Linked DNA regions of Homo sapiens: region 1 is linked to region 2. A link is a contact called in ENCODE POLR2A ChIA-PET data. All regions are on one chromosome and are shown on one strand. Each heading gives the region's core, a stretch centred on a gene start or an enhancer-like site at or near the end of the contact. The rest is flanking DNA. Distances are from core to core; before and after follow the strand shown. Region 1 overlaps FKBP5 (FKBP prolyl isomerase 5). Region 2 holds the start of RPL10A (ribosomal protein L10a).

What was found. ChIA-PET counts read pairs that join two places held with the same protein, here RNA polymerase II (POLR2A).
Region 1: POLR2A ChIA-PET joins it to region 2 with 10 read pairs in activated T-cell. The contact joins the enhancer-like site here to the promoter of RPL10A in region 2. POLR2A ChIA-PET finds 5 or more read pairs at or near these places in 9 of 52 experiments (A673, IMR-90, MCF 10A and 5 more).

The regions. Positions count from the first base shown.
Region 1 is chr6:35,584,190-35,588,883 of GRCh38, forward strand. It overlaps FKBP5 (FKBP prolyl isomerase 5), which reads right to left. Exons shown (of 11, transcript NM_004117.4): 8 at 2,845-2,928. Among named protein-coding and RNA genes, the nearest start is that of LINC03135, 43 kb to the left of the region's middle. Within about 2 kb of position 2,606, at least 2 of the 41 ENCODE cell types and tissues checked have a DNase peak (open chromatin) inside an H3K27ac peak, as active enhancers do.
Region 2 is chr6:35,465,991-35,470,423 of GRCh38, forward strand. It overlaps RPL10A (ribosomal protein L10a), which reads left to right and starts at 2,411. Exons shown (of 6, transcript NM_007104.5): 1 at 2,411-2,449; 2 at 2,809-2,883; 3 at 2,957-3,037; 4 at 3,391-3,539; 5 at 4,189-4,361. The coding sequence starts at 2,445. It overlaps FANCE (FA complementation group E), which reads left to right. Exons shown (of 10, transcript NM_021922.3): 10 at 254-1,112. The coding sequence ends at 355. RefSeq lists enhancers at 1,851-1,900, 2,177-2,733, 2,911-2,980, 3,041-3,140.

The DNA of each region.
Region 1 (4,694 bases), core at 1,356-3,855, 120 kb after region 2:
ACCTGTACTTAATAATTATTTTCAGAGCCAAATAGAGTTCTCTATTTTTCTTCTCTTTAGTATTCAGAGGTTGAAATGAGGACTTTACATCTTCAATGGCAAAATCATTCCCACTTAAAAGCTGAGTACAATTCAATCCTACTCAGGAGAGAGGCTTTACCCATTTAGGTATAAACCAAACCAACAGATCAATGGAAACAGAATTCCAATATGCAGATGGCATGAAATACAGATCTTTAGTTCAGCCCATCTCTGCTCTCACCTACACATCTGGACTCTGTGCAAATGCATAACATGCCAAGTCAGACACCCTGGAAAGACAAGGCCCGGGAGGGCAGTATGGCAGATTGAAACCTGCCCTGAGTTGGGAAGGGAATATGTACAGGAAACTATCTACTAACCATTTTGAAGTTTTACAGCTAACGCTAGGACTACTGCTGGGATCTTTTACCTATAATTATAAAGGTGCCTCCAGGGAAGTTTTTAGTGGTACAAAATGTTCAGAGACATTCTGGGAGAAAAGTCTCAGGTCAGTGGTTTTGAACCTTTCATTAATTTTTCCCCAATGGACTAATGTTTTGAAAAATTTTGCCTATCAAATTCCATGTTAAAAATAATTTTTTCCATGTGTGTGACTGCTGATCCAGATTTTATCCAAAGATTGGTAATTTTAAGTAGGTTCATAATAGTATCACTCTTGCAGTTGTGATGCTGATAAGCAACAAAGTTAAGTAACTGTACAGACACTCATTGCTTTCTGCTACTGATCACTAATTCTGGCCATCTCTCTGTATATATTCAGAACACAGCTATATGACAGATGGCTTCATAACATTATTTCATTACCAATAATGTTCTCCAAAATTCTGTATCATAGCACCGATTAGAGCCTCTGAATAGCTGAGCTGTTTTACTACACTGAATCGATATAATTCTAGTCAAAGGCCAAAAGCCTCAAATCTTCCCAAACTGTTAATATTCTATTTGGAAGTATTGAGGAAATATATAAAATATAGTTAAGGATTTTTATGGACTTCGGAAATATAGAAAATACTGTTAAGGACTCACGATCTTAAGAAATTTTGTAGAAACATTTTTCCCTCTAGTGTATTATGTATTTGGATATACAAATAACCCACTTGGAATCTTACTTGAATAGTTTAGAAGTATCCAATATACCTCAATTAGAATTAAAAACAAAACAAAACCAAAAAAATAACACTTGTTCTTGAGAGTTTAGAAACTCACAGAAATTCAGGCTGGAAAGAAACTTGGGGAACATCTAACTCCCCTATTTTTCACTTGAAAATATAACCTCTTTGGACCTTAAATGACTAAATCATTTGAAGAGCAATAAAGCCCATTTTTCCCAATTCTGAGCTTATTCTATCATACCCCCATGCTTTCTGGTGATCCATAAGAGTTTAGTATACATAGTAAATAATGATAAATAACATATTTATATATTTATACTTATCTAAACCCATGATTTAAAATTTGTTTGAATACCACCCACAGTAAGAAATATGCAATCCAGTACTTACTCATACACAAGCAAAGTTTTATGCAACAAAACTGATCCTTATAACATATTGCAATACACTTCCACAAAACTGATTTCATGACCCAATATTGTCTCAGCTCAAATTCTGAAAACACATGGTGCCCTCTGGCTGTGTTAATTTTGGGTTGATTATATATTCTTACATAATTCTCTAGTTGTTTCATTTGGATTAACATTGCCACTCCTCCCTCCTGACAAGGTTGTAACTTAATAATAGCATGTCTTATAGCAGATGCCCCATAAAGACTTGTTAAAGTACACTTATGCCTCACTGCTTTATACTGCTGAAAAACATCTAATTTCTGTATTGCAGTGGCAGAAAACGAAAGAAACCTTGACAGAACTCCCATTCTCCCTCTAATTCTCATCACTAAGCCCTTTCTGCTTGACATGGAGAAGGCATATATTTGGGGTGGGGAAGCAATGGGTAGAACACTGATTAAAACAGAATGAAGGGCGGTTTCTTTTTTTCTTACATCTAGAGGTTTAAGATCTAAGTGAGAAAATATCACACTCCTAGTTGCTCCAAGAAGGGTTTCTGAGAAGCAATTTATGATGAATATCATTCAGGAATATCCGGAGATTCCTCATAAAAGCAAGTGTGCAGGAATCATCTTGGCCATTAGAAGCAATCAATACTCTCCTGTCAGTTTGTTTTGAAATTTGTGCATGTCCTCTCTCCTTTTATCATATGCTCTAGTGACTTCATCAAGACAGTCTAAAGGAAGATGGGCCCGGTGCAGTGGCTCACGCCTGTAATCTCAGCACTTTGGGAAGCTGAGGTGGGAGGATTGCTTGAGGCTAGAAGTTTGAGACCAGCCTGGGAAAGAAAGGGAGACCCTGTCTCTCATACAAAAAAAAAAAAAGGAAGAAAGAAAAATGATGTGAAACTTACCCTTATGAATTCCATTCTTTGCTAACAATTATTCTATTCATTCTTTTTTCATTCCAAAAACACTTGTTGAGTGCCAACTATGTACCAAGCAAGATGCTTTAGGAGTGAGTGATACTGTGGTGGGTGGGGATGCCAGACCTGGTCTGCCTGTATGGAAGGTTACAATCTAGAGCAGAATGTGTAAAAGAGGAATCTGTACTTTTTTTTTTTTCCACATGATTGTTTTCTCACCATTTTTCATATTGAAAATGACAGATTTATAAAAATTGCAGCTTATTCTTACCAAGCAGTGTTGACAAAATTCAGAGTAGGGAATATCAGCACAATTCACCAACACTTGAATAAATTCTTTGAGATGGAAAGGATTGCATAGGGACTCACACACCTTGAAGTATACGGTTCCCTTCTCTTTGACAATGGCAGCCTGCTCCAATTTTTCTTTGGTATCCATCTCCCAGGATTCTTTGGCCTGTGTGTAAATTTGTGACAATGGTTAGATGAACAGAGAGAAAAGCATCAGTTGAGGCCTATTGGAACAAAGAGCAGCTAATTCTAGAAGATACTCCAAACTGAAAACACTCTGGCTGTTGAAATTGTGTGTCAGTGCCAATTTACTGCTAGGCCAGTGCTTCTTCATACTGTTTGAAGAACTCACTTTCCATCATGACCAAGCTGTAGCTTGAACAATGTTGCTCAAGAGAGAGGAGCCGCAAAAACACAGTAAGGAACGTACTCTGGTAAGCACTGCTACAAAGTGCATCTTTAGAAATACAAGGTGAACCCACACAAAGTTAAGGCCATGCCTTATCTCCCTCTGCAAACCTCTCCACTAGGCTGTTTCTCTCAAGCCTGTTTTTCAACTCTAAAATGGGAACATGACTGTAGTCAAGTTGTAGTTTGTATATTCATACAGAATTTTCAAAATTCTGGGTCAGGTTGTCTTGCCACTCTAAAACAACCAGATATACTAATAATACTGCTAAATTGTATCAACTTGCAGATGTATACTGGGGGGGACTTCAAGCAAAACATAATTGGGAGTAAAGCTCATGCAAAAATATCACTTTAGAGCCATAAATAAATGACTTCATTATCATCTGCTAGCTTGTATTGTGTGTATTATTACTTCCACCATTACAGATACAAATCCAGAAATAACTGCACTTGCCATTTACAAGCTGGATTTAGAAGGACCAGAGTCAAGAGAACAATCTGGGAGCCTTTAGGAAAAGTGACAGTGGGTGTGGTCAGTGCTATTTACTGCATATAAATTATGAAGTTTAAATGGGTAACTAAAATTCTCTCTATTCAAAAGATAACGAGTGTGTGTTCCTGGTGTCACAGCCCCTGCTATCCTCTACTTTTATTATTATTATTATTATTATTTTTTTTTTGAGACGGAGTTTCGCTCTTGTTGTCCAGGCTGGAGTGCAATGGTGTGATCTTGGCTCACCACAACCTCTGCCTCCCGGGTTCAAGTGATTCTCCTGCCTCAGCCTCCGGAGTAGCTGGGATTACAGGCATGCACCACCATGCCCGGCTAATTTTTTGTATTTTTAGTAGAGACGGGGTTTCTCCATATTGGTCAGGCTGGTCTCAAACTCCCAACCTCAGGTGATCCACCCACCTCAGCTGGGATTACAGGCGTGAGCTACCGCGCCCAGTGACTATCCTCTACTTTTTAAAAGTGAATAATAAAAGGGTTACTCATCTTTCTGGCAACTCATGTAATTCTGCTTCCTAATAATGTAGCTCAAATTACTCAAAAACCTAGTTATGGTTCAATTCCAGGTTTTAGCACCCAAAAAACAAAAACAAAGAACACCTAGTTAATAAGTCTCTTTGTATTTCTTAGGTTGGCTTCAGTCTTTATGGAATTTTTTTTTATTTTTTCTTTTTCTAAGACAGGATCTTGCTCTGTTGTCTTTTCTTTTTTTGAGACAGGATACTCTTTTATTTTTTCTTTTTTTGAGACAGGATCTTGCTCTGTCGTCCAGGCTGGAGTGCAGTGGCACGATCGCGGCTCACTGTAGCCTCGATTTCCCAGGCTCAAGCAATCCTCCTGCCTCAGCCTCCCGAGTAGTTGGGACCACAAGCATGTGCCACCATGTCCAGCTAATTTTTTTTTTTTTTTTTTGGTAGAGACGGGGTCTCACTATGTTGCTCAGGCTGGTCTCAAACTCTTGGGCTCAAGCCATCCTCCTATCTTGGCCTCCTGAGTAGCTGGAAATATAG
Region 2 (4,433 bases), core at 1,161-3,660:
GTGCTGCCACATAGTAAACACACAATGATTGTCAACTGTTACTAATGTGGCCGGCTTAGTAAATTGTGCAGCTAGTATTTGGCTCCAGGTCTACCTCGTTAACCATGGTGAAATAATGAGATTAGATTGCTCAGGAGTCTCCTCCTCTTTCCATCCTCCTGGCCTCCTCTCTCCTCAATAGAGCCCCTGGGGTAGTCGGGAGACGGGAGGGATCAGTTGCTGGAGTCCTGACATGATTTTTCCTTCTCCCCAGATCACTGAGACCCAGAGGCTGGGCCTGGCTATGGCCCTAGAACCTAACACCACCTTCCTGAGGAAGTCCCTGAAGGCCGCCTTGAAACATTTGGGCCCCTGACCATCCACCAAGGGACCACCCTCTTGGTGCTCCATCACCAGCTTCCTGAAGGGCATTTCTTTCTTCACCACCTTGTCTTGAGCCCTAGCCTGAGGATAAAGGCTGAGCCTGGCCATCCCAGATTGCAACTGCCTCCCTGTTACAGGCTGCATAGGGAATATTGGCTTCCCAGCCAGCAGGGAGGCTCCTGGGCTAAGGGAGCTCAGCTATATTTTCTTTTTCATTTCTTTTGTTTTTGAGAGAAGGTATTGCTCTGTCATCCAGGCTGGAGTGCAGTGATGCGATTGATCATGGCTCACTGTAACCTCTGCCTCCCAGGCTCGATCCTCCCATGTCAGCCTCCCAAGTAGCTGGGACTACATGCACATGACACTATGCCCAGCTAATTTTTTATTTTGTAGATAATATGCTGGTCAGGGCTGGTCTTGAACTCCTGAGCTCAAGTGATCTTCCTGCCTTGGCACCCAAAGTGTTGAGATTTACAGGTGTGAGCCACCACACCAGGCCAGAGCTATATTTCCAAAGGCTGCTGGCCCCAGGCACACTCCTCATCAATTCTCAGGCTGCAGGGACAAACTTTCCGATAGGGCTCAGTAGGATCAAGCCGACCCAGAGTGGGCATGGGATGCTCCAGGAGGTCTGGGGTACCAGTGGGCTCAGATGAAGCTCTTGTGCTCATGTATATTATGACCTTCTGTGTTTTTGTTTCTGACTTGAATAATTTATCAATGGTGTTGAATAAAAGCAAGTTCAATAATGTCTTTTTCTTTTTTTTTTTTCGAGTCTGAGTCTCGCACTGTCGCCCAGGCTGGAATGCAATGGCATGATCTCGGCTCACTGCAACCTCTGCCTCCCCAGTTCAAGCGATTCTCCTGCCTCAGCCTCTTGAGTAGCTGGGATTACAGGCGCATGCCACCATGACCCGCTCATTTTTGTATTTTTAGTAGAGACGAGGCTGGTCTCAAACTCCTGACCTCAGGTGATCCGCCTGCCTCCCAAAGTGCTGGGATTACAGGCGTGAGCCACCACGCCTGGCCAATGTCTTATTAGAAGCAGTACCTTCCTTCCCATGAATTCTGGGTATTGAGCCCATCCGCACCCCCTCCACTTCCCTGCTCAATGACAAGGAACATCTTTTTCCTGGTGAGGGGAAGGGTGTAGGGTATCTTATTCACCCTCTGAGGGCCAAATAATGTGTAATACCACCCACCCCATCCTATAGGAGCTGCCCCCACCAGGCAGGGGGGTAGGTGAGAATGGGCATCTTAAAGGTGGGAGTGACTCAGTCTGGAGTTCGGGAAGGGTTTTGGGCAGATGAATCCGAGGAGAGATCTGAAGGGCTCTGGGGGTTACTGTGGCTAAGAGGATGAGACCCATTGGACAGAGGAAAGAGCAGAGAAGACACCTTATGGGTGTGCAGTGCTGTGTGCCTGTTTTACATCCTTGTATTCCTGTAGCACCTGGCTAGACGCCTTATTCATAGCAGTCACACTTAAAACGTAGATGTTATCAAATTAACTATCAAGTGAAAGTTCACTTAAGGACTTTCCCAGCTCTTCCCCTCTGCAGGCGTTGAAAGGACAGGAACAGAACTTTCCGGACACTTCCCTTACCACGAGTCCACGTTAGAGCAAGGTGCTGAGGGAGGGAGGTCGGGCCAGGCTTCCTTTTGAGAACATAAGCTGGTGCGGAGGGCGCGAGGGGAGAGGGGTTTGAGGGACAAGCGTGCCGGAATCCACGCTGTCAGTGAACATCACTGGGCTGTACCAGTACGTGTGACTACCGAAGCTCGAGCCCCGAACCCAGCCGCTTCCCTAGGGGTCCAGCAGCAGCGGGCGCGAATCGGCACATTACCGGGGGACCGCGGGGCGCTCAGGACTGCGACAACTCTGTGGGTTACCGCGCCGGCCTAGCGGCCCAGCGACGCCCCCCAGCGGCCAGAGAAGGCCGCGCTTCTCGGGGTTGGCCCACCCAACCGCTCTGCGGGTAGGACCGAGGAGCAAAGCATTATCGCGAGATCAGGGCCACTATTTGAGCGCATGCGCAAGACATGCTAGTCTCTTTTCCGGTTAGCGCGGCGTGAGAAGCCATGAGGTGAGTTGGTCCTGAAAGCCCTATCCGCGTTCATCCGCGCCTTCAGGTGCCCCGCCGAGGGTTCGGATCCTGTAGGCCGCGCCGCGGACCCTTGCGCCACCTGCGCCGCGGGGCATTTCTCAAGGCGGGTCGGCCTGCGGGTCGCCCTTCCTACCAGGTCCGATCACTGAGAGCCTCCCTCTTCCACCGGGGCTTGGGTCTGGGTCTGAGCTCCCGTCGCTCTACTTGGTGTCCGGAATCTACGGGGGAGTCCGCCGTGGGCCGCCCGCCCGTCTCGAAGCCTAGACCTCGGAGGCTTCCAGGCAGTCCGAGCGTGTGGACTCCGCGGCCCTGAGCGCCCTGTCGCTTCTCTCCCGCAGCAGCAAAGTCTCTCGCGACACCCTGTACGAGGCGGTGCGGGAAGTCCTGCACGGGAACCAGCGCAAGCGCCGCAAGTGAGTGCCGACCCTGGGGCACGGCGCGGGTGGCGAGGGCCGGCGGGTGCTTAACCCCCCTCCTCTCTCGAAGGTTCCTGGAGACGGTGGAGTTGCAGATCAGCTTGAAGAACTATGATCCCCAGAAGGACAAGCGCTTCTCGGGCACCGTCAGGTTGGCACCGTTCTGATCCCACCCAGCCCTCAGTGCCCCCGTGCTTGCCCCTCCCCTGCAGGCTCCCGCTGAGCCGGAGGCGGGCACGTCGGTACTGATGTGCTAGGGTAGTTCAGACCCCCTGCTCCGGGCAGGCGCGGCTGGACGGACCCCCACCCTGGGTCTTAAAACATGAGGGGAGGCGTGGGTAGGCCTCGGCCGAGCCCGCCGGCCAGCCTGAGAAGCCAGGCTGGCTGCTGGTGAATGTGAACGCTCCGGGTAAGGCTCGGTGGCTGCTGCGGTCCCAGACCCTTCACCGGCCCTTGGGACCCAGGGCTAGGCGTAACCTGTTGGTGCTGTCCCCCAAAACGCAGGCTTAAGTCCACTCCCCGCCCTAAGTTCTCTGTGTGTGTCCTGGGGGACCAGCAGCACTGTGACGAGGCTAAGGCCGTGGATATCCCCCACATGGACATCGAGGCGCTGAAAAAACTCAACAAGAATAAAAAACTGGTCAAGAAGCTGGGTGAGTCCGGCCGCTGTGGTTTTGCATGTGAGATGTGTGGTGGGGGCGGTAGAAAGGCTTTTCTGCCATTTTCGATTTTTAAATGATGAGGGGCCTAGAATAGCAAAGGATCGGCGGTGGTTGCCTAGCTTGCCTGAGTGCTGTTTTAGCTTTGGGGTGGTTTGATGTTTGTATTGCTATGAGGATTCCAGTTGATGAGGGAGGCCAGGCATTGTAAGTTGACCAGCCAGGTGCTGGTGAACTATGATTTGGAAATCTTTACGCTGCGTTGTTTAGGCAGTGGCATTAGACTGCTTTTACAGGTAGGAAGCAGACATTCCCAGTTGTCACGTGTCCAGGGTCCACAGCTAAGAAATAGGCAGAATTCGAGCCCAGGCAGTCTTGACCAGAGCATCCGTTGTACAGCGGTTATGCCATGGATCATGGGTCAGCCTGGTTTTCTGAGAGCATGTTTTGGGACCAGTGAAGGTCCAGAGGACTTTCTGGAAACCGTTTGGGCTAGGGAAAAGACTGAGGCGGGGTCTTAGAGAGGGTGCTGCTTGGAGGTCACTTACATGATTGATTCAAGTGCGTTTCTGGCCTGCCACATTTGAGGTGTGCCTTGGTGACCAGGTTCTAAGCAATGCCAATGGCTTCCTCTCTCTATCAGCCAAGAAGTATGATGCGTTTTTGGCCTCAGAGTCTCTGATCAAGCAGATTCCACGAATCCTCGGCCCAGGTTTAAATAAGGCAGGAAAGTTCCCTTCCCTGCTCACACACAACGAAAACATGGTGGCCAAAGTGGATGAGGTGAAGTCCACAATCAAGTTCCAAATGAAGAAGGTGAGTGGGTCTGGCGGGTTGCTATGGGTGAAGGTGTTGGCAGGGTCTAAATCTTATCCAAGTCTCTAAATA